Regions from separate parts of the Mus musculus genome. Here all the other regions are linked to region 3. A link is a loop called in an ENCODE intact Hi-C map of the cell type or tissue named here. Cell type or tissue: left cerebral cortex. All regions are shown on one strand.

What was found. Hi-C counts contacts between places; a loop is a spot of excess contacts. Peaks named below come from ENCODE experiments on the same cell type or tissue, not always from the same donor. Only the 100,000 strongest peaks of a DNase experiment are listed, where the experiment ranks them.
Region 1: it touches region 3 in a loop (5-fold over the local background); 5 of 42 quality-filtered maps call a loop at or near these places.
Region 2: a loop joins it to region 3, with 2.4 times the contacts of the local background. A loop is called at or near these places in 3 of 42 quality-filtered maps.
Region 4: it touches region 3 in a loop (7-fold over the local background); 5 of 42 quality-filtered maps call a loop at or near these places.
Region 5: it touches region 3 in a loop (3-fold over the local background); 5 of 42 quality-filtered maps call a loop at or near these places.

Annotation. Positions count from the first base shown.
Region 1 is chr15:92,218,988-92,223,987 of GRCm38, forward strand. It overlaps Cntn1 (contactin 1), which reads left to right. Exons shown (of 24, transcript NM_001159648.1): 3 at 1,460-1,492. Among named protein-coding and RNA genes, the nearest start is that of Gm36901, 21 kb to the left of the region's middle. In left cerebral cortex, no CTCF peak of the experiment used is centred here; DNase peaks (open chromatin) are centred at 2,358, 2,645 and 3,376; H3K27ac peaks cover 425 bases.
Region 2 is chr15:91,967,085-91,972,084 of GRCm38, forward strand. No RefSeq gene overlaps it. Among named protein-coding and RNA genes, the nearest start is that of Cntn1, 82 kb to the right of the region's middle. In left cerebral cortex, a CTCF peak has its summit at 2,488 (motif pointing right); DNase peaks (open chromatin) are centred at 2,200, 2,490 and 4,986.
Region 3 is chr15:92,048,657-92,053,656 of GRCm38, forward strand. Cntn1 (contactin 1) reads left to right here and starts at 2,509. Exons shown (of 24, transcript NM_001159648.1): 1 at 2,509-2,667. In left cerebral cortex, a CTCF peak has its summit at 2,595; DNase peaks (open chromatin) are centred at 2,480, 3,173, 3,384, 3,588 and 1 more place; H3K4me3 peaks cover 2,838 bases; H3K27ac peaks cover 1,919 bases.
Region 4 is chr15:92,159,964-92,164,963 of GRCm38, forward strand. All of the region lies in intron 1 of Cntn1 (contactin 1), which reads left to right. Among named protein-coding and RNA genes, the nearest start is that of Gm36901, 39 kb to the right of the region's middle. In left cerebral cortex, a CTCF peak has its summit at 2,018; DNase peaks (open chromatin) are centred at 1,322, 1,713, 1,928 and 4,368; H3K4me3 peaks cover 2,619 bases; H3K27ac peaks cover 1,722 bases.
Region 5 is chr15:92,228,932-92,233,931 of GRCm38, forward strand. It overlaps Cntn1 (contactin 1), which reads left to right. Exons shown (of 24, transcript NM_001159648.1): 5 at 3,170-3,342. Among named protein-coding and RNA genes, the nearest start is that of Gm36901, 30 kb to the left of the region's middle. In left cerebral cortex, a CTCF peak has its summit at 2,661 (motif pointing left); a DNase peak (open chromatin) is centred at 2,654.

The DNA.
Region 1 (5,000 bases), 170 kb after region 3:
ACACCCTGTGCTGCCCAATCCCTCTTGCTATCATCCACACCCACAAAATCTATTCTATTACCTCTTCGCAGGGAGATTCATGCATCTACCCTTGAGGCCTCCTTGTTACTTAGCTTCTCTTGACCTGTAGATTGTAGCAGCATGATTGCTCTTTATTTAATAGCTAATGTCCACTTGTCAGTAAGTATACACCATGTTTATCTGCCTGGGTCTGTTTTACCTCATTTGGGATGATCTTTTGTGGGTGTCTTTGCCTTCAAATTTCATGATATTATTGTTTTTAACAGCTGACTAATACTCCATTGTTTAAATGTACTACATTTCTTTCTCTTTTTTTTTTCAATTAGATATTTTTTCTTTATTTACATTTCAGATGTTATCCCCTTTCCTGGTTTCCCCTCTGAAAACCCTTTATCCCATCCCCCCTCCATTTTTTGATTGAGGGACATCTAGGTTGTTTCCAGCTTTTGGCTATTATGAATAAATCTGTAAATGACCATGGTTGAGCAAGTGGTAGAATGATGTGTCTTTTGAGAATATGCCCAAGAATGGTATAGCTGGGTCTTAAGGCAGATCAATTCCCAATTTTCTGCTCTCAGAAACTGAAGCAACAAACAGGGACCTCCTATGTATCTGGGCTAGGTCTTCTCCTCAACCTAAGGTTGTGTAGCTTGGTGTTCTGGTGGGTCTCCCACAGTGGGAGTGGGAACATGTTTCTGACTGTTTTGTCTATAATTGAGATTTTTTTTTCTTCCTACTGGGTTGCCACTTCCAGCTGTGATATGAGAGTTTATTGCAACTTGTTAGGCCATGGTAAATGATATTCCTGGAAGGCCTACTATTTTTTGTAGGGAAACAGAAGAGTTGATCTGAGGAGAGGGGAGATGTGAGGAAGGAGTTGGAGGGGAAATTGGTCTGGATGTAATGTATGAGACAATATATATATAAGAGGGGCCCTGCTGATAACCCTAGAAAGCTAGGAAAGGACCAAGACCTTGAGCACGTGGTAGTTGTGTTGGAATTCTTCACTCCCAGGAACCAAGGTGATTTTCTATCCTTTGTCCCCATCCTGTTCCACAGTTGGTGCTGAAGCATTTAAAGGCAATAGTAAATATACAGAGCCACAATAATGGTATGAATCTACATAAGTGCATATATAGTCGCATGCATAATGTACATATAAGTATACATGGATAAATATTATATGGTTATTAAATTTTATTACAAATGAAATATAAAGCGTTTTATTAGTCTCTCAAATTCATACTAATCCTATTGATGGCAAACAGTGCTACTACTATATAGTGTAGAAACAAGAAAAAATATTTGAACAGGTGTAAAGATACATCAATCTTGTGTGAAGAGTATTTTGTCCCATTTCATTGATTCTTCCCAAGTTAAACACACCTGAAAGAATTAGTTGACATAAAAATCTTTTTCTTATTCTTTTTCTTTTTAGACTTTACCTGGCACAGAAGATATGGTCATGGAGGTAAGTTTTAAATAGCTTGGGTGTGTGTGTGTATGTATGTATGTATATATGTATGTATGTATGTATGTATGTATGTATGTATGTGTGTGTGTAATTATATTTGATTTCTGCTTTAAGCTATGGTCACTCTAAACTTGATGGTAATTACTATTGTTGGGTCACTTAGAAATCTTGTAAGGTATTTTTTCTTAGATCATAAAAAAGCTTGCTTGATTGTTGAAAGACAATCAAACACACACACACACACAAACACAAACACACACACACACACACACACACACACACACACACACACACACACACACCAGGCTTAGGCAGATGGAACTATTCAATGCAGTTTCCATTTGTCTTATATACTTTGTAACAGTACATGGATAGGTCCATGGCTCCAGTTACAGGGTTGCCTTATCTGGCATCAATGAGAGGGGAGGCCCTTCTTCCTATGGAGGCTTGATGCCCCAGTGTAGGTGGATGCTAGAGGGATGAGGCAGCAGTGGGTGGGCGTCTGGGGGAGTATGCTTCTAGAGGCAAAGGGGAGGGGATGCAGGGTTTGCAGAGGAGAGACAGGGAAGGGGGACATTTGAAATGTAAATTAATAAAATAATCAATTAGTTATAATAATAATAAAAGATTAAAACAACCATTTTGTAAGCCTTTTGTCTGCTTCAAGAGAGAAAACTCAAGTTAATGCCTATGGGAACTTAAGACTCGGTGCAGTTAGGATCCAACAGATGGTATAAAAAGTTCCTGTTTGAGATGTATTGAATGTAACAACCAGTCCTGCTGGTCTGAGTCTCCTGTTTTTGCTGAAGTAAGAGGTGTAGCAAAGACCAATTTGGATCTGCCTCTCCAGCTGGAACTCACTGGCTAAGCTTGCAGATTTTGCATATATAAACTTCTGTTTTCAATATGCAAAAGTCAACTTGGGGTTTTTACTGCAAGACCCTCACAGAAAACACAGTGAGTGGAGCTGGCATTGTGACTGATAGGCCATGTGCCCAGTGACTAGTAACTGCAAACCAACTAAAACCACTGCAGAATGACACAATACAAAGTCAGGAAGAACTGCTGGCATCCCGTGTGACAAACTCCAGGGCAAATCCAAATGATGCCATTTGGACTGGGAAAGAATTTCTACTTGTAGGTTTAAAGAACAATCTTAGCCCAAATCCTGTCAAAGCCATTTCCCTCCTACGTTGTGAGCTGGCAATCACTACATGTAAGTTTTATAAAAAGCAGTGACTAGACTTCAAGAACCTTATCATAAGTAGGGAATATGAAAAAAAAACAGTTCTTGAAGAAAAAAATGGAATTTGCATTAGAGGAATGATATATGTTTCAAGGTGTGTTTAATGATGGATGTTGTACGTACACAAGGAACCCTGAAGTAGTTTAACAAGTAGAAATTGTACAAATTCTAAATAAACAGGGTGACTGATAACAGTTTAAAAGAGCGAAAGAAAGAAAGAGAGAGAGAAAGAAAGAAAGAAAGAAAGAAAGAAAGAAAGAAAGAAAGAAAGGAAGGAAGGAAGAAAGGAAGGAAGAAAGAAACAAAGAAAGAAACGAAAGAAGGATGGAAGAAAGAAAGAGAGAAAGAAAGAAAGAAAGACTTGCAATTTCTATAGAATATTCACAGGAATTTCATCAGAAAGTATTTTATTGTCAAATAAACCATAAACTACTGGAAACCCTGCTGCTGAGTTAAGTGTAATGGTTTATTTTTAATTGCAGTCAAGGTTTATAGTACTAAAATAAGTAAGTGCAGGCATTTCTTTGCACTGACATCATAAAACATCTCTAGCTGAGTCACTAAGAACATACATTTATCTTTTTCACATCCCTAGAAAATAGAACCTAGACTCAAGGTGTTAGCATAACCACAGTCCCTTAGAACCTGCAGAATCCTTGCCTCCTCCAGCTGCCGTTGGCCCCATATGGCCCTGTGATTGTAAAGGCATAACTCCAGTGCCTGCCTTCGGCTGTTCCTGGCTTCTCCCCGTGGCTCCTCACATGACCTTGCCTCTGCGCATACCAAAGTCCCCCCTTTTGCAAGGTGAATTTCTGAGGAAAGACATAATACATACATATGTTCATCTACCTGATGACCAATATGGACACTTCCTTTATGTTAACTTTGTGACCCTTCACTTCAGGTGGAATACTAAGATTGCCCAGCAAACACAACATTTCTTTACATGGCCATTTCCCCCCTCAGTCATGTCATAGGGCTCTCTCTCTTCACACCTCTAAAATACTTGTGCATTCTGACATCAACATGTTGGGTTTGGCTGGAATTATGTAGGGAGATTAGAAATGACGAGAAGGCAATTCCATAGGCTGCCCCTATATTCTTTGACCACTGCTCATATCTGCAACAGTGCTGTGCTGCCATTTCTAGGGCTCACCACACCCTGTTGTGCTCTTATGCAGTAGTTCTATCTCATATGGTCCATCTAACCTGTTGCCACAGAAAATGTCCACTTTCTCTTTCCCTATTGTCAACTTCTCCCTCTTTATGGCTATCTCTATCAACACATATACATTCCATATACTGGGAGAATCGTGACACATGGCTTTTATCCCAGCACTTGGAAGGAGAAGAGGCAGATGGATATCCAAGACAAGTCTGGTCTACATAGAGAGTTCCAGAACACCCATGCTTACATAGAAAGACCCTGTCTTAACAAACCAATAAATAATAATAATAATAATAATAATAATAATAATAATAATACATGTTATTTTCAAACTCTATACTAGTCCATCTTCTTCACACCAATGTAACAAAAAAGTTCTTTCCTATGCTTGTTCTTTTCAATCCGTTGATATATCTTCTTTGAATATAGCAAGTTTCAACAACTGCCTCTTTGCTACCTGTGATGTAATGCAGTAAGCCACTTCAAGCTTTCCCTGAAGTGCACAGCTGGCTATCACCCATGAACAGACAGTATTCTAAGTGAAGACGGGACATTTCTCTCCCTCTCTTTCTCCCTCTCCCTCTTCTCCTTTTTCTCCCCCCCCCCATCTTCTATCTCTGTTTACAAAAAGAAATCTTTCCCAGACTCCTCTGAAAGAAATGTCATGGCCCTACGTTGTCTAGGTTCTCTCCAGCTACAACAGACTTTACGTTTAAGGTACAGTCAGATATGAAGGATCCTGGAAATATTTGTAGCCATGTCTAAGAGTTGAAGAAATGGTTCAAGGTCCAAGGGGTCTATAAATTCATGATGGACTCTACCTGTGATGAATAGCCAAGCAAAATTTAGTCTATATAACGTAATCTGCTAATCCAATCTTCTCCATCCTTTTAAAAAATTGGACTTAAGGAAGAACTCACAGTATTGCATAGTTAGGAATGTTAAATTGGTACAATGTTACTTCTTACCCATCACCCTAAGTGATGGAGGTGCCAGAGTATTTAAAACCCAAGTCCTAAACATCCTGATTCTCTCAGTGAAGAAAGAACCAATAATGTCAAGAAGTTTGTGCTAAACAATATAGCTTTTGC
Region 2 (5,000 bases), 82 kb before region 3:
CATGATGTAAAAACTCACCAATCCATCCTTTATACTCTCCAGAATACAAACTTTCTTGTTATTCCTTTCATGGCATCCTGAGATGTAGAAATTTTATTTTCTTTCAGTATAACTTAGGTATTAATTTTACTATTTTTTAGCAAACATATATATGTACATATATACATATATATATATACACACATGTGCATATATGTTGTATACATACATTGGATATTTATTCCAACATAGTAAAGTGACATGAATTAAAATAAATCAAAATAAATAAAACTCATTAATAGTATGAAGTTATTTTCCATTTTACTAGCAAACATCTTTTTAAAAAAAAATCTTGAGATAGTGACAGACTATGCAGCCTGGGATAGCCTTTGATCTGCCTGCCTATGCTTCATTGTTGCTGGGATTAGAGGCCTGTACCCAACCACCGTTTTGTGAACAGACTTCAAACAATTGAACATAGTTGATTTTTAATGAATATTCTTCCTGACATCCTTTTCTCTACAATGGACAAGTTTCCTTTTGGTTTCTGGGTCTGTATGTTCTTTGGTGTGTGTGTGTGTGTGTGTGTGTGTGTGTGTGTGTGTGTGTGTGTGTGTGTATGTGTGTGTGTGTGTAGACACAGCAGAGAAGCTATGAATCTTTGCAGTTCCAAGAGGAAGGTGATGGGGAAGATGAAAAGCCCTGTCTTCTGAGGAAGGGGCCAAGAGAACAGGAAAGTTCAGCAAGTCATTAGGCACACAGCTTCATCAAATGGAGGGATTTTTTAGAGAAGAATAGGAGAGTATTTTCAGAGAGTCATAGCAAGTGTGCTTAGGATTTGGGCTGATATCCATGGAAGAGAAAGGAAGAGAGGATAGGAAAAGTTATGGTTATTGAGTAAGAACAGCAGTGGAGCTCTGTAGCAGTTGCATGGACGGAGGGGCTGCTTGGGGAATAGGTACATTATCTCATAACAGAACGAGAGAATTATTCTCTCCATCACATTAGGGGATGCCCTCCATGAGCCTCTCTTCTGATGGGTGGTCTCCCAGTCAGGTGATTGTCTGGGTCCTCTATGGTCACTCTTGGGCAGGGGTTTTCAACGTGCAGGTCGTGACCCCCAAAGACCATTGGAAACATGTATAATTACATTATAATTCATCACAGCAGCAAAATTGCAGTTATAAAGTAGCAACAAAAATAATTTTATGGGGGGGGGGTCACCACAACATGAGTAACTGTATCAACTGTATCAACTGGTCACAGCATCAGGAAACTTGAGGACCCCTGCAGGGAAGGGTGATGAACATGAGAAACTATGTCAGATGGTCACAGCATCAGGAAGGTTGAGAACCACTGTAAGAAAAGAGTGATGTAATGGTTTTGGAGCCTGGAATGTCAGGTACCCAGTCAGGGCAGAGGCGGAGCTCAGATTTCTTCTTTTGACAAGAAAGAAATACCTTTCTTCCAAATGAATCCCTTTCTAAAACAGGAGTTTGAGTCCACAACCGATCCAACCTATATCTGTCATCAGTGGCCTCGAAGCCTGCCAATGTCTGTCCAGCTACGTTTTCTGAGATCGCAGTGGCTCATAAAATCTATTTCTTTGTGGTCTTGTTTTAATGCCTTGTTTGCTACCAGGAAGTAAACTTAATATGTAAATTGCCTGGTATTCTTTTGCCCAAATCGTGACGATGTTTATTCATTGTACTTACAACAAATTCTAATCTCCCTTTGAGAGGCCCCAGGAACCAATACTACCTAGGTCTAGCTTCATCTTCCACTGCCTTGCCTTAGAAACCTCAATCCACTAAAGTAGAAACTATAGTGTACATCGAGTGGTCCAGGCTTAGCCATCTTACTGCCTTTACACTTCTCTCAAATACGGTCATGCTAAATCCTGTGTGACTGGCACATCTTCTTCCCTTAGATCTCAAGTGCATGTCCTCAGGAGGCCACCCTCACCTCATCCTTTGATGTCCTCTCACTGGCATGCCGCTCACACCTGCTTCCTGAATGTCAATTATAATTTACAACACTCAGAGGATCTCGTATGTATATTTCTGTCCTCACTGGGATGTGCGTCCCAAGTCTGTTTGGTGCTTTTTGTCCCATTCACTTCTTAAACGAGTGTGTAGACTAGTGGTTCAAAGGCCATATTTGTTTGTACAAGGGAGCGGTTCGAGAAAACGGACTAAGAAGTCCTAGTGATCGGGACGGTTTCCGAAGAAACAGTCCTGAGTTCTGTTCAGGAACACGAGTTTCTTCTCAATTCCACGTCTTAGACTCCGTTATCTACCATAATGGATTAATCCTGTTGTCTTCCCATCTCTTAGCTGCTAAAGAAGTAGCGAAAAGCGTTGGACATCTCAAACGCTGTAGTGGCCCCAGTCAGGTGGGAGGCGCACCCTTCTCTGGAAATTGTTTCATTGTAGTTTCTGGAGGCTTAAAAGCCTCAGGGAGATCTAAAATTAGGCTCGGAAGAGGGTCCAGTGGCAAAACGGACTGCCACCAGGTGGCAGCAAAGAGTCACCTCCTCTCGCAACACTTACATGGCTCTTAGTTTTGTCCTCATTTAAATTATCAGACTATGACCAGTTTCCCGACAGACTAAAGTATCCATCAATCCATCAGCTTATTTCCGGTTGGTGTTTATTTTTACTTATTTACTTGTTTATTTGGGGGTGGTGTGTGTGTGTGTGTGTTTGTGCGCACGCACGTTTATGTTGCATACCTTTTTATATGGGGGCTTATACATTCATTTATAAATAAGCAGAAGCCAGAGGAGGGTGCCTGGTGTTTTTTCCAGTATTACTCTTTGTCTTGTTCATTTGAGACAGGGTCTCTTCCTGAGTCTGAAGCTCACAGTTTAAGCTAGGCTGTCTGCCAATGAGCTGTCATCTGCCTGTCTCCTCCCTCTTATCCTAGGGTTTCAGGTATTTGCATCGGTGTCTATTTTGTTTTGTTTTGTTTTGTTTTGTTTTGTTTTGTTTTGTTTTGTTTTGTTTTGTTTTGTTTTTTAACATGGATGCTGGAGATTTGAACTCAGAGCTTCATGTGTGAACACCAAGTGCTGTTACTCACTGAGCTAGCTCCCAACCTCCACCGCCAGTTTACAGATTCAATGTGAAAATTCCCCTGGGTAATAAGCTGTCTAGAAAAAAGAAAAAATAATTCAAATTCACAGATTTATGTCATTAAAAAGAATAGGTTTCCTTTCCAAGAAAATACTCAATTTCAACCTAAGTGTTTTAATATAAATAGCATATGATAAAATTTATATTTGAAAGTTAATTAATTCACTTGTTACCAATGGAGGTCAAAAGTTAAAACGAAACCAACCAACCAACCAAACAAACAAACAAAAAACCAAAAGCATTCGTGGCTGTCTCGGGTGCTCCTGATGGAGATTCGGTCACATCTGTGGTGATTTTCTTAGTCTTTGAGACCATTACCTTCTGTCAGAACTCAGCACTTAGATTGCAAAAAGCCTTTAATAATCTGCCTTTTTACCTGACAGGATTTCACTTATTTTTCACAACTCATTTCAAATAAAGCATCTCCAGGATGCTTTTCTGCCCTTCACTGTCCCTTAGGCTAGGGTAAAGATTGTTTTTGTTTCTATAAGAATTTAAAAATATTATTTTTTGTGTGTGGGAAAGAGAGAGAGAGAGAGAGAGAGAGAGAGAGAGAGAGAGAGAGAGAGAGAGAGAGAGAAAGAGAGAGAGAGAGAGAGGGCATGTTTGTGACATCTGAGATAGGTGTGTATGTGTGTGAGTGTGTATTATGACATATGTGAAAGAATGAGTGTGTATATGAGTATGAGTATGTGTGATGTGTGACTGAGTGTATGAGTGTTTTGTGATATGTGAACATGTGTAACGGTATGTATGTGATGGTATGTGTGTGATATGTGAGAGTGTGTGTATGTGTGATATGAGAAAGCTATGTGTATGCCTGTAACAGGCATAAGAATATGTGTGTGTGTGTGACAGCATGTGTTTGTGTGATGTGTGCATGTGTGTGTGTGTGTTTGATGTAAGTGCTATTTGAGTGTGTGCCTGGGTTATGTGTGTGCACAGTGTGTGAGAGCATACATGTGTGTGATGTACGCATGTGGGTATGTGCACAGGCAGTTAGATGACCTTCAGGAGTCAGTGCTCTCCTTCCCACTTAGGATCCAGGGACAGAACTTAGGTTATTAGGTATGCAAGGAACATTCTTTACCTTCCGAGCTATCCTGCTAGCCCTGCAATACTTATTTATAGCTTCTTACCCGCTTGCCCACCCAGGGCTTTACTAACCAAGCATGTACTCTGCTCTGTGCCAAGCAAACAAAAACATGTATGCCTGATGCCTTTGTCAGCTATGGGATGATGAAACATCAAATAGAAGGCTCACGGTATGATGAGCATTATGAAGAATTAGAGAGACTGTGTCTGTGTCATGGGCAAAGACTGGTGGATCCTGAGCTCACTAGCCAGCCAGCCTAAATGGAGAGCGTCTGGCTCACTGGGAGACCCTGTTCAACAACAACAACAACAAAAGACAAAAAACAATGGAGAAGAAGCCCCACCCTCCAACATTCTAATTAGGGTTACACACAAGTAAGAGATCCCAGAGAGGGGAGAGAAAGGGAGGAAGAGAGAGAGAGAAAGAGAGAGAGAGAGAGAGAGAGAGAGAGAGAGAGAGAGAACGCAGCAAGAAGGAAAGACAGAAAACAGATAAAACACTAGCAATTTGCCTTTATTTGGGAAGTAACCCACAGAGGGGTCCGTTTAAGAATCTGAGTCTTCCTTCACTTACCAGCGAGGGTAGGTATGGGATAGGAGTGTGGGGGAGGTTGGGAAGTTTCCTATTTTCACCAGCAGTTGCACATTGCTAAGGTTAGCCAAGGGGTAATGAGACAGAGAATGTCCCCATGAGGAGAAGCATGCCCTTTGCTTGTTCTTGACCACTGGGCAGGATAGGGAGGGCTACAGTTGCTTTCATTCTGGAAACCGGAGCTATAGTCATTGTCA
Region 3 (5,000 bases):
TCCAGACTGTGTTCCAACAATGCCCTCCTAGCTCTAGTGAGGAAAGTAGCCTGGAAAGTGAACCTGCTCATTTGGCTTCTCATCAGCTTTCTTCATGCCTCAAGTCCCAGACTCACCAGCTGTGATCTCAGCCTTGTGGAACAGATCTCATGCTTAGCTACTGATTGTGCCCTGAGTAGTCGCTAATGTAAGAGGGTGCTTTCACACATTTTGTAAATATGGGGAAATGAATATACCAATGTAATTGTTTTGAAAAAAAAACCATCAATAAGAAGATGATTCAGGGAGGAGAAAGGGAGGGAGCTGGACACGGCCCATACCAGATAAATTTATGTAGTGGAAAAAAAATAATGATTGTTTGGTCTTACAAGCTGAGCTCTATTTGTGTCTAGATGTTCACTGGAGCAAGTATTTAGTCCTGTTGCGCATCTATTAGGATTAAGCTCGGAATTGTAACAGCACAGATCCCAGAGTACGTGAAATTGGTTTGGCAAAGAGCAAAGTGCTGTGCAGCAGGCATTGCTAGCGTTCCTGTGCAAATAGAAACATAGGTGTGCCGTGAACAGGCGCACAGACTTTGCTCTCTGAGGAGAGCTGTTACAAAAACCCGGCGAGAGTACCTTATTTGAAAATAAATACGCCTGGTGAGATAGAAATAATCTGAATGCAATTAATAACTCTTTGTGTGCATGCACACACATGTTTATGAGGTCAGGAAATACACAACCAGCAGTATGTGCTTAGAAAGAAATAACCTCCAAAAAAGCCAGTTTATCCTTGCTTGCCCGTAACGCATCTATAATGCTAATACTTGTTCAGTGAAGAACGAAGGGATAAGAAGAGGAAATGGTGGAGTTTTTAGTAGTCTGCTCATTGACTGTTGCAATGCTCATGAAACTGAATATTCAGTATTTTTTCCCCTTTCATTCTATGCTTTCTCCTCCCAGAGGAGAGTGTATTGGAAGGCAGCACAAAGCCCAGGTAGTTTAGATTTATTGAACAATCAAGAGATACTAACATTGAAAACTCATTCCCTACTAGGCTGTTTGCTAATTTTTGTCCTGCCAGGCTCCCGTTCCGAGTTCTGCATCTCATTGCTGCTCAGCTTTGTTACAGGGCAGAAAATATGGATGGCACAGGACAAGCGCACTGTAATCCAGGAATTTGGTGCAGTTCAGTAGGAAAACTGGAGTGTGTATTAAAGGAAGAAGATAGAAAGCTAGCAGGCATGTTATGGGGGGGTGGGCAGGGAACAACTCAGGAGCTGTTGATACTTTGTAGCAATTGCAAGACTATCTCTGGCAAACAGATCGAATCAATTGTTCCTTGTATATTACACCCCCCCCTCCTCTTCTGTAAAGACTGAGTCTTACAGTGCTGTAAAGAGAATACAGCAAGATGGACCCGATGGTATTAAAAATCTGAGCACTGACCATCTGCACTTAGCTTTGGGTAGCATCAGCCTTCTCTTTGGTCCAGGAGGCTGGTCTTTTACCAACCCATCCATGTACATTCATTCTTTCTTATGTTCAGCATGCGTTAAGATGGTTAAGTTACCTAGCTAGAAGACAAATGGAGCTCTTTGGAAGAAGTGGGTGTCTTCTTTCCTCAATAGGTCCTGAGAGAACACACTACTCCAATTTTATTTACAGTTCTCCTTGGTCTTTCGCTAAGGAGTCCCTCAGATATAGCTTTCTGGTTCCACCTGGATAGATAGCAGAGGTGACACTTGAGCACAAAGGCATTTTGCCCTCTTAAAAAACAGACTTAGGTTCACCCAGCTGTCTGGTTTCATATACCCCCCCCCCCCCCCCCACAACTTGAGCATGTGAGAGACTGGTTATCGATCAGTATTGTGCCATTACTTTAAATAAACACTTGTCACCCACGGAATTGCCCATGGCAAATGTCTCAGTTTGCTTTACTCTGAACGTTTATTTTATAGCATTTTCCCCCATTTTAAATACAGGACCCTATGTAAGCAAATTTTGGTTAAATGGTATATAGAGTTTCTACAATTTTTGCTCTGAGGAAATCTTTCATGACCTATGTGGTCAATGATAGGCAACTGCAAAGGAACAAAATCACCATTTCTGATTTGACTGCGATTTCTTTCCGCTTAATTGTGCATCCCGTTTTCTGTTTCTTCACTGAAGTCCACGTTCATACTGAGCATTTTTTTTTGCCTCTGCTGGTGCCCCTGGTTGAATCTCCAGGAGCAGAGAATCTCTTTTAAAAGTTCCAGAGATCTGGCTTTGGCAGATCCTCCCTCCCTCTTGGAACCTTTAATGGTAGTTTCTAAGGGTAGTTTCCCTTCTCAGAGGCCCTCTGACCCAGAAGCAGAAGGTTTTCAATCCGCGGACTACAAGGACTCTTCGCTGGTGGGCTCAGAAGCTAAGAGTCAGTCCACAGAAACCCTAGAGTTGAGAATGACATCTCCTCTGTCCAATCAAAGGTGCAAGTTTCCCTCCGGTCCCCGCCTCCTCTCCCCGCGGCCCCAATAACTGCACTCTGAGGCCCCGGCTACTGCTGTCAAGTAGCTAGGGTGGGCTCCGCCTAAGCGAGGAGTGGCGCTGGGCTGGTGGGAGATGCGCTCCCAGCTGTTTGCAGCGGGAGCGGGAAAGCTGTAGGGCCAGGCAGCGAGGAGGCGACAGGAGTGGGGAACAGGTAGGAGGCAGGCTCGCCCTTCTGCAGAGCACAGGGAACGCGTGCTTCCCTGAGGCCACCCAGCCCCTGCCCCGCCCTGGTTACCCCGGCTCCCGGGGTCGCTGTAGCTGTCACCGCGACACCTATGACACCAATCAGAAGATGGGATGGAGGGGGTGGTGATGGTCTGGATGCTGGAGCCGGGGTGATGCACCGGGAAGGGTTGCTGAAAGGGGCCCCAAGGGGCACTGCGTCTGGGCAACTTTCCTCGCAGACGCAGCAGCTTGCTGCGGGGTCAGGCCTGGGGTTTGCCCTGTCGATGAGGTTGGGGGCTGGGGTCGCAGACGTGCCAGCTGCAGGAGCCGCGGGTCCTGTGAGCTCTTCAACTGCTCCGCATGCGGGGCGCCGCCTGCTCCCCTCCCCCGCACCTGCGGGGTACCCTCCAGCACAGCGCTGGCTGCCGGTGATGGCCATGAGGAAGGCAGGGGCTTGTACTTCCCCTGGCTAAAAACCAGCTCCCTTAGGGCTTGGTGACTGGGGAGAATCTCCGCATTTTCTGATGTATCCAATCTGAGGGAAAGCCAACGTACCTCCTCCACAAGGTTCTGCGGATTGGGCAGGGCAGAAAGGCAGTTTCCCACCGGCCTCGCTGTTTCCTACGGGGAACTACCACTTCATCTAATCAAGTGGCTGTGTCAGGATGAGCTCCAAAGCATCCTCCCTGGGTGACCGCATTTGGGCACTGGGTGTTGGCCCAGTGCCGATTCCTGCTGGAATCAGATTGCTGGTAGCAGTAGGGAGAAGAATTGCAGGGAAATCAGATACCCTGCTGGGAAAAATCCTGGGGGGAAAATAGGAATGGTGGGAAAGAAGCAAGAAGTGAGAGGTGTAGCCATTTCTGGCTGTCCTTTTTCTCCCCCCATGCCAAATCCAGCATGGGCATCAGTATGTGTGCCTGTGTGTGCACATCTCCAAGGTGGAGGAGCTATATATAGCTCCTGCGCAGCCAGCCGGTTTCTTTGCTGCTGAGCAGGCTGCCTTGGTCTTCTCAAGCAATCTGCAAGCACGGGGTGGGAGGGGTAAAATAGAATCAGATTCTTCATTGGGGGGGCGGGGGGGAAGCCAGGGAAGAGAGAAACTCAGAGTAACAACCCCCTCCCTACCTTCACACTCGGGATAACGTTTCTGTAGCTTACAGAAAGGGATGTATTCCAAAATTATTATTATTTTGAATGGATTTCTGGGTTTTATCCCACGTTTTTCGGATTCATGGTGCATATCGACCATTGCAGCTTGAAGTATATAAAGGCATCACATTAGTATATATCATATCTACAATAGTTTATTAATTCACTGGTGCACAATATTGTGCGCATGCTTGTATATCTTGGCTATTTGGAAATAAATTTATCTGTGTGGTAACTTGTAGCTAGCTACTCTCTGGGGTCTGGAAAGGACCCACCCACTTTTCAGGATGCAGGATTGTGGAACTGGTATGACCATCTGAGATAGTTTTGATGTAGTTCCTTGGACGCATCTTTCTTGTGGCTTATATAAATTTGTGCCGACATGATATTTCAGACGTATTTGTATTGCATGGACCTTCCTTTTATAAATGTTTGTACATTTATTTTTTTTTCCGTAAATTCAAAAAAAAATTGAGATTCAGGAGGAACAAATAGTGGGCTTAAAATCTGTCACAAATCTCAACTCTACTATTACTAAAGTCTACTGTGCATTCCTCTTCAAATATAAGACTCTGCAGTTTTCCGTAATTATTAGTCCCTGTAATAAATTTAAATAGTGTTGATATCAGCAAAAATATGTGCTGGGGTAACTTTTTTCTTTATATGCTTCAGAATTAATTTCTGAACTCCTAGATATTCTAATATATCAGAGGGGAGCTGGTGTTGAATTTGCCACCCCAACTGCCTGATTATCTGATTTGGGGAGTGTTTCATTCTTAGTTTTACTCTCATGGTATTCCAGGAAAGAATAACAGAGTTGGCATCTAGGTTTGTCAGGAAGCTTTTCTTAAATATCTGAGCATGTTTGCACTGTGGGAGTGGGAACACAGTTGACTGTGAATAAGCAGAGCTACTACTGATTATTATACAGAATCCACATTTATCAACTACATGCCGTTTTTAAAGCTACAACCTGGATCGCCTTGGACGATAATACAAGTGGAAACCTTGTCCATCACACTTAGTCTTATGTGGTTAACCTTATGTAGTACTTGTTTCATTATCTAGCTAGACAAAGAAATGCATTTCTGAAAAAAGGTTTTACTAATTATTTTTTTTTTTTTTTGAGAAAACTAGACTTTCCTAGAAAAAGGGAACCCCAGTTGA
Region 4 (5,000 bases), 110 kb after region 3:
GAAAAAAAGGACCAGTTTTCAACTTATCTCTCCACTGCACCTGTGTCTCCATCAATACCTGTACTGCCTCTAAAAGCTAGAATCTACTGTTGGTTGACAGATTGAAGACCACACAGTCATGCTTCTCTAAAAGGCAATTGCTCTGCACCATCTACAGTGCTGGGTAAGAAAATGGTTGTTCTCACATTGTAGTTTTTTAGCCCCAAGGCAAGAATGTTTCCCTCTGGATTTATGAGGGAATCAAGTGTGATAGCATAGGAATATCAATTGCAAGTGTGTTTGTGTGCACTCATGTGTGTGTGTTTAAAAAGGCTTTGGGAAGACATGACTTCATAGCTTTCAGCAGCTTCAGGAGCTTATGTTTGCACCTCCTGTGTAGAAACACCAGACAACTAGTTTTAGTCCAGAGGTCTTTGAGTAGTGGATGTTCACTAATTATAGATACACACATTTTCACAAGGACCTCCCACAGTAGTATTTCTGCAAATACTATGATGGCATTTTAAAGTGCTAGGACCTGTTTCTTTCTTTATAGTGAATCTAGGCATAATTAAATGTACATCTTGTTGAACAGCTGGGGTTTTTTTTCCAGCCAGTGTAAACAATGATATGTTCTTTGAAGCTTAAATGCTCAGAGGGGAAAAAAAAAACTCAGAACATTGACACACCCAGAATAAAAAGTAATTATGGTCTAGAATATTTAATAGAGATAATCACATGATCCGCTGTGATTTCGAATAGAAGGGACCCTTTCCACATCGCCGAAATGACAAGCTAACTATTTTAGAATAATTCTTCTAAGAACTGTGACTGAAGGAGGCAGGTAAAAACGCTTCTACTACTTGCTGCCGCGTGTGTGTCTTTTATGTAATTTTTGTCTTAATTTTCATTTGTTCTTGTTGATGTCTCTGCGGTGACAGAGAAGGAAACAGCTCTGTGCGTTATACCGGTAGTATGGAATACCTGGGTTGATCCTGCACTGAGTTTGCCCTTTCAAACGAACGAAAACAGCAGATTCTGTCGTTTCTGCCCCCAAAGAGTCCAGCTTCGACATTCTGCAGCTTGCAGATGTCATTTCGGCACTGAGAATATCTTCCCTGAGAGGCTGCAGCCGGGCTGGAGACTTCTGCCTATGATTTAGGTTGTAATTTTATTTGTGGAAATAAACCAATCAGGGCTCTGCGATTGTCTTAGGGATGAGGTGATCAATAGCCCATTACTGGGTAGAGCCCAGGCTACAGGAAGTGCATTGAAGACTCCAATGCATGAATTATGCATGCCCTGCTCATTCTTTAGTCCCTGAACAGAATGACAGGGTTTGTGAAGTCGCCTCAGATAGTTTCTTGCATGAAGCGACTGCAGTGAAATGCTTAATATTTTCAGGCACAGAAGCAGCATTGACTCCAGCCAGCCAGGTTCGGGAATGTAAATCCACAGCTCACAGCCCAGAATGCTTTATTTGAAAGTATCGCTATGTGGAGATCCAGCTTTGCAGTCTTATAACCTGTTCTTTGCAGAAGGTTGGCTGAAGGATGGGAGCGGCTATGCCTGCCTCTGAGGTCACAGCATGAGGTCCTTTTAACTTGCCTTCTGCTGCAGAAGAGAAGCCCATTGTGTCATAACTCTCCCTGAGTCTATTCAAAGGGGCAATTTGAAGCAGATATTATAGCAAGATCGGCAGATGATTCAACCCACACGGTGAGTCCACGATTTTTCTCTAGGTTAGGTAATTGCAAAGGAGAATGTGCCCAGTTGGGATAACGGTGACGCGGTGCCGATGGTATAGATTTCCTCGTCCAGCCTCACTTATTACTGTGTAAACCGAGAGATGACATTATTTCATATATCAGACGGTATGGGTGTGAAGTATTTATTTTTCATGCAATGGCTTTTCGAGAACGTGCAGGAACTTAGATGTGTGCGCCTTGCTTAGATGGGTGCTGGCCGAGTGGGGAGGGGCAGCCTGGGAGTGAGCTGAATCGGTAAGTGGAAGTCACCTCCTGCTGGAGAAGTTTTAGCAGGGCTGTGGCTGGGCTTGGGCTCAGCTCAGATTCTTACCTTGACGTCCTCATTTCAAATTGTTCTCAAAGGTGATCAGACCCGAAAATGCAGCAGTACTCGGTCATACCCAAAAAACTGCCTTGCTTTTTTTTAATTTAATTTTATTTTTTTATTTTTAGCAGATGTAAGTAAAGAGAACGATTTGCAACAACATGTCCTTGAGGGAAGACCTTGTCAGAAATGAGACAGTTTGACTTTTTAAAAATTCATTACTTTATTTATGTACAGCCCAAATGTTGCCCCTCCCTCCTGGTATCCCCTCCCAGAGTTCTCCACCCCATCCTAACCCCCCTTCCCTCCCCCTCCCCCCCTGCCTCCTGGCATCCTGACTTTTACCTATGTTCTTCCTTGGCTGCCAAGAACACCGTATTCCAAAATGACAAGAATTACAAAAGAATACTGTAAAATTTACTTGGAAATTAGAGTTATTTTTTTCCTGCTGTTTTTAAAAATTAAGCTTATGACAATTGTAGACTTAGCAAACTGAACACAGAGTACTCCGTGACCTTATCGGTAATAGGGTTTTGTGAATTAAAACTGTTTGCTCAACATGGCAGTTCCTAAGTGCAACTAAATGTCCAGCACACGAATCCCTAAGCTTCATTTTAGGGTATAAAACTAGATCAATAAGTATTCACTGAAAGGCTTAAACTATGAGATTCCTTAAGGATGCTTTTCCAAGTACATTTACATTATTAGTGAATATATATATGCAATATAATAATTCATAAGTTATAAGACCTATAATATGCATGAAGCATATTTGTTGAGACTAAATTTTAAAAATATGGTCACCATCTATCAGTCACCAAAGTCAAGAAAGCCAACCAGATTGTTTTCTGGTTCAATGGGCTTCATTTTCCTGAAAAACAAAGAAATCCGTAACAGTGAGAAGCCGCCAGGCTATCCACTTCCCAATCCTTTCCCAGAACACAGCCTTTCTGCCAGCATTCCTCCATCCCCTGGGCCTGTGTCAGCAGCCTGGTGTGGCACAGACGGCTTACACCTGCTGATGTGTTCAGTCTGTAGGACTAGTCTAGTCCAGTCACACTAGGGAAGTCACAGGTGGAGTTCTCTCTGAGGGAAGGGAAGTACCTGCCTATTGGAGTCTCCTGATGCTGAGCCACAGTATTCAGTTCTCAAATGCCTACTGCCCGAGGTGGTTCTTAGCATCCAAAGGAAAATGGAGAAGACAGGAGGGGGACAGAAACTTAGGGATGCTGTTGCCTAAGGATGAGTAGTAAATACTGAGTGGTGAGAGTGATAACAGTACTGTGTGTTGCATCTGGCTGAGGGATGGATGTAGTAGCCAGACACAAAATACAAACTATGAAATGGGAATCAATAGAACTGGGATTTTATATGCATCAAGCTTATTAAACACTAGTCTTTCAGGAATTCTGAATGTAGTTCATTAATGTAAAGTTTGGTGATACATTTAAAAATTTTTTGTTAATATTTTAGAGTGAGACATCAGGAGGCATGAACATCTCAAAATGATAGACTCATAAATTTTCCTATAGGGAGTATGTATGATATAGATATGAAATGGACCCACTTTGTAACAAATTGAAGTAGAGGAGTGTGCTTTCTCTTCTACTTCCCAACCAGACTCCACGCATATTGGACCAACAGTGATATATTCTTTTTTCATGTTATCTGTGGGAATAACAAGTTTTCTTCTCTCTCTCATTTCCCGATCTGTTCTTGTCAAGCCTATACAACTAAACCTTATTAGGACAAATGAAAAAAAGGTTAGAATCATGCAAAATAGCACACACATATAAAAATAATTCAGCTAAGACTGTGGGTGTTGTGAATCACTTGTGGGAGATTAAGAGACATGGCAATCAATATTTGAAGAGGGATGTTGCTCCAATTTTCACAAACATTAACACATACACAAATTGATTAAATAATAGCTTATTTGCACAGTAAGAAAGCACCCCTTAGGGAATCCCAGGGACTGTCCTGAGCTCCATCCTTGCAAAAGCCACAAAGCTTTCCCTGTATGAACCGTAACAAAGATTGGCAAGGAGAAACTTCGTCTCCTTTGTCTCCCATTGGAAAAATGTCCAAAGTAGTCCCTTCTGAAACATTTTCCCTGAATATACTATATGAAATACTTTTCATATATACTCTTTTTTTAAGAATTTACTTTTTACTACACCTTAATTATGTGTAACTGTGTGTATGATGTGCTTGTGTGTGTGTGTGTGTGTGTGTGTGTGTGTTCCCAGAAGGCAGAAGTAAGCATTGGCTGCTAGAGCTGGTAGTACTTATGGCTGAATGTGAGTCACCGGATTCCGTGCCAGCAACTGAACTTGGTTCCAGTGGAATAGATGCAAAGGATCTTAACTGTGATGCCATCTCTCCAGTCCCCAGAAATGCTCTTTGAAATTGACTGAGGTGTGTGGTGCTGTCTGCCATTAATCCCCACACAGAGGCACGTGGATCTCTGTGAGTTTCAGGCTACATAGAGAGATCCTATCTCACAAAAACAAAACAAAACAAAACAAACAAAAAACAGGCAAACAAAAAAAGAACTGACTGGAGGTTCAGTCTTATAAAAACAGCTTAGTGTCTCTTTCACCAACTGACCCTCTTTTTCACTCCATTTTATTGTAATTTCTCAACACATTTCCTCTCAAGGGCAACCTAGTGTGATAAGTGTATATTTAAGGATCTAATGTGGTTTCTGGCCCTGTATAAGCATGAGAAGATGGACTTGATGTTCAATGGGATCAAATAAACAAAAACTTGAGAGCGGAAGTACAATATACTGTCAGCCAAAAGTATTTGGCAAAAGTCATAGAAGAACTGAAGACACAAGTATTGCCAGTTTTAAAGTGGATCCTGGTAGTAGAATATTCATGAGAAGTATCATTGATTAGGTTCCAAGCATCTGTTCTGAAGTCAATCATGAAACAGAGGACAGA
Region 5 (5,000 bases), 180 kb after region 3:
ATTTTCTTAAATATATGTAAGAATTTACTTATTCGGTGACAATACTTGTAGATTTGATATCATCTAACGGAACTGAAGCTTCAGAACAAACAAATATTGCATAAAAGCATTAAGTATATACGTTTGAAGATGAAATAATTTTATGTGCACTATCCTTGATAACTCAAATCATTGGGTGACCAGTAATATTTCTATAGGAACTACATTCAGAGTTCTTCGCATAGACAGTTCCAGAATGTGTTACCCTTTCTCAGTGATCACAAATCTCTATTTCTGACAATGCAGAAAGTTTCCTGCGTTGCTAGGATTGAACCTAGGTGCTCATGCATGTGAGGCAAACACTCTACCACTGAGCTGTATTTCCAGCATGTACAAAAAATAACTGTGTCTTAAGTATATCTCCCTTCTGAGCTGCATCAGTGTCTCTTTTGATTGATGTTCCTGAGTGACTTCTTTGTGCGATCATAAAAACTTTCTTATGGTTAAAAATGGGTTTCTGTGCTACAGAGAGTTTATACAATTGTATAAACTTATGAATGTAATCTTATTCAAAGACTGAAAGTTAACCAAATGCCAGTGAATTTGAATTTCTTTTGTGAAGTGTTTCCTGGGGGGGGGGGGGAAACCCACAAAGTGATTTATGGGAAATTGGGACTGCAGTGGACAATTATCACCTGATTGAATTGAAGTCTATGAATTAATTAATTTTCGATAGTAGGCATCCTTCCTACTATAAAATGGCTTTCTATTATTATACAAAATTATTATAGGGAAAAAAATCTCTTTCTCACCACTTAATTCTAATTGTGTTCATTTTTTCCTGCCTCTGGCTATCATTATAAAATTACTCTTACAGTAAGATATGAATTTAGGCATAAAAATCACCATCCTGGCATTATTTTTATGGCTTCAATTTTGTGCATGGGTGGACAACATAAATTACAAAGAACACAATTGTTCTAACAGTTATTTGGTTGCTAAAATTACTTCAATGACCTCTGTACAGGGTCTTGGGCATGGGCTGGCATAGGTGATAGTCTGTGGAGGAAATGTATCTACAGAAATTTTACAAGACAGGATGCTAAATACTAAATTAGATACATTGGCTTGACCATGTAAGTTAAATACAGATGCCTGACCAAAGCACAGGTGCGATGATATCTAAAGATAGTGTGTAAATCTCAAGCCTATTTCAGCGATGAGGATTCTGAGATACTGGCCTCGCCAGCAGCCTCCAGCCTGGCTTGGAAGCAACCATTCAGCAGGTGCTGTGTGTGCTCAGTGTTTCTAGGAACATGGCATGGGCAGGGGTATGGACCTTCTCCGCACAGAGGCTGTATGAATGCAAAATATGCCCCCCCTCCACCCAACAGGTTTTAGCCAAACTAAAGCCCAGCTTGATCTGGCTTGACTGTCCGTATATTAATATAGGGAGCTGGGGGCGCCAAGTAGACGTTTAATCCTGAAAGAGGCAGCTGCATCAGACTGCAATATAAAAGCATAAAGGGGAAGAGAAGATGAGAGACTTGTTTGGGTAGAAAGGATGATTTTCAAATGTTGTGAATGACAGAAGAAACCATACTGTCCACAGTAATCACTCACTGTGTCCTTCGCACAGTAGTTTTATATCTGGAGCGTGTTCTGTGGTGATGGATTATTCATGGTGGCCTTCTGAAAGGTGAGAGGTACAACAAGGAATTTTCTTTGCCCCTCATCAGCCTTGACACACTTTTTCCCACTCTCCGCCCCCAAGAAGCGAGCGCTGCAATAAAAGCTTATCTGAAGGCCCAGTGGTCTCAACACACATTTCTGAAAATAGACCATGAATTTATCCAAACACAGCAAGGCATAAAATTATGATTCCCTAAACAACCCCAGCCACAGGAAGTCAAAGTAATTAACACAACTTGGACCCAATAAAGCAGGGGAGAATCGCGACCATTGAAGTTGCCTGACCAGGAAACCTGTGGGATGATCACCCCAAACCACTTCCACATGCCCAGGGCAAGACTGGCCCTGCTGAAATCAAAGCAGGTGATTTGGAGTGATTGCAGCAAGCAAGAACGGAACGAACGCTGTGTGTTCTTGCTTTTGAAATGAGCTCTTAGCCCATAAGGATTATAACAGGGAAATGTCCTAGGGACCTGACTTACAAACACACTCTGAAGTCATGCAGTTTTTTCATTACTTTCACTTGTATCAGGAATGTATTTGGCATCTGGAAACTAGCCACAGCTGCCCCCCTGATCTTCAAGGTCAGGACTTTTATCTGATGTTTTTCCTGGGACATTGCTTAAACAGATAGACCCTGGCACGGCACAGCATAATTGTAAAAAAAATTTTTTTACTATAATCATAAGTGAAACGTCTTTTTACATGCATTCTTCTCTCCAACTCACTCAGAAAAGGCAGAATTCCACTTTAAATAATGTCTCCTTCCTAGAGTAGTGTTGTTAGCCACGATATTTTTCATTGACACTGTTACACATACAAATATACAGTGGATGAAAATGCTTTCAACAAAAGTTGCCCCTCAATAATATGAAAAGGCACCACTAAATAATATCTTGAGGATGAAGAAAATTTGAATTTACCACTTCATTTGTGGTTTGGATTAAGACCCAGTAGAGCAATTTTAAACTGCGTGATCTCCCTCTAGTGGTCAACGCGTGTTAATGGCTGACCACACAGCCCGTCTCCTTTAGTTTTATTGAAAAATCGCTGTGCTACTTAGCCAGATACTCATACTTCTTATTTTAATTTTGCTCGAGATATGTCTTAATATTTTATGCAAGGTATCTAGGTGCCTGTGAAACTACCTAGCAGAATATGGCTATCAAGTATGCTCATGTCTAAATAATGAACTTCATCTCTGGAATACATGAAGTCAATCTTAGGAATAGAATTCAATAACCCATTTTCCTTTAGGATACTTCTTCATTTAAGATGTGGGAAAGTGTTGGGAGTTTGCACATTTTGCCACCTTAGCTAAATCATTATTCATGTTTCAAAATACTCGGGATCCTCGATCATTTAGAAACCCCGTCGATTCGTGTACATGATCATCTCCCTTCACAGAGAACCGTACTTGAATTACTTCAGAGTAAAGTTAGCCCGACAGTTCCCAGACTTACGAGTTTCAGTGTAACACTAACGTCTTTTTCTCTAGATGGAGAATGAATAACGGGGACGTGGACCTGACAAACGATCGGTACAGTATGGTCGGAGGAAACCTTGTTATCAACAACCCGGACAAACAGAAAGACGCTGGGGTGTACTACTGCCTGGCATCCAACAACTACGGAATGGTCAGGAGCACGGAGGCAACTCTGAGCTTCGGGTGTAAGTAATCATAAGCTTTTTAGAGGGTGGATTTATTCGAAGTGAAGTTACATGTGTTTTAATTATTGATCCAAGTCTATGTAAATATCATGTGAGGGTGTCGACTGTGGGATGGTTAACTACCTCAGCCATTCTCTTCCATTAAAATCACTTCTCCTGGAGAGATGGTTCAGAGTTGAAACATGCCGACTACTCTTGCAGAAGCACCATGTTCAATTGCCAACATCCATGTTGAGTGGTTCACAGTTGCTTGTAACTTCATCTCCATAGAATCCAATGCCCTCTTCTGGCTTCCATGGGTAGAAAGCAAGCACACACACACACACACACACACACACCCCAAATATCACACATGTATACATTACACACATGCACACCAACATATATATCTACACACAACACACACACACACACACACACTCAGATACATACACACGAATAAGTAAAATTTAAAAATCTTGTCACTGTGAATATAGACCCTACTGCCTTATCATTGCAACCAACGCAGTGATAATGTGCGTTTTATTTTTCAAAAGTCATGGCACCTGTTCATTTACAGGTGGCAGGTTGTTGTTGTTGTTGAGACAAGTATGGCACCTGTGAAGTTTTCAGTTATAATAGTTCTACGTGACCACCAAGACATATTAGTAAACACAGCCATAAGAGTTCAGCAAAAAGGATAAAAGAAGGAAACAGACTGCTGACAACAGCGTGCTAGAGAAAAAATGTATTGTACAGAAGAATGGGCTTTGGGTGGGCTCAGCATAGGCAGGGGACTACGGGTGTTCTGAAGATGATGTAAAAGAAATCATAACTACTTTCTGAAGAACCCTGAATGGTTCTCTGCAATCAGCACCAGGGAAATGATGCTAGTGCTCTCACTGAAGGCCCCACGGGCTGAGAACTAGTTATTGAGACAGTATCCAATATATACAGAGTACTGTGTGCCTCTCCTCAGCGCCCTTGTCTGAAAATATTCTGCTCTTCAGCATTTAACTTCTCTGGTCTGGGATTTATTAACCTGTATTTTAGTTAGTTGGTCATTTTAAATTTGAATTAGCTCATTTTTTTCTTACAGGGCCCAATAATGGAAAACTTTAAAAAAGTACTTGTTAGCATAAAAATTGGAGTTTGTTCTAAAGGACAGCTCTACATTGAGAGGGGAGCTGGACGTGATAATTAATATCTGGTTTGTGATTTTATGTCAAGATGTTTATCCTTGATAAATATATCACAGGGTGAAAACAACATTTTCACAAGTCATCGCCAGGAAGGGTGAGATAGGTCAAGAAACAGTAATATTAAAATAGCGTGGTAAAGAGAATTGTAGATAAAACACATGAATCTTTCCTTACTTTGGTAATTCATATTTCAAAAATTCAGTACTTCCACTTACGTATTTTTTTTTCCAAAGAAAATCAAGTTAAAAACAAAAATGTTCCTCTGTCACTGAAATAGAATGGGGCCAAGGAAAATGATTTTAAGATGGAATAAAACATTTGGGTTTCTGCTCTACAACCAGAGCAAAAACTATCAAATGAGCCGGTGAGGCTAGGAAAGGATTTCAGATGTCATTAGCACATCAGGTCCAGGGGTGTACCTTCAAGTCTTCCTCTGGAAAACTATATATAACCTGGAGAACACAGGTTTCCAGAGGT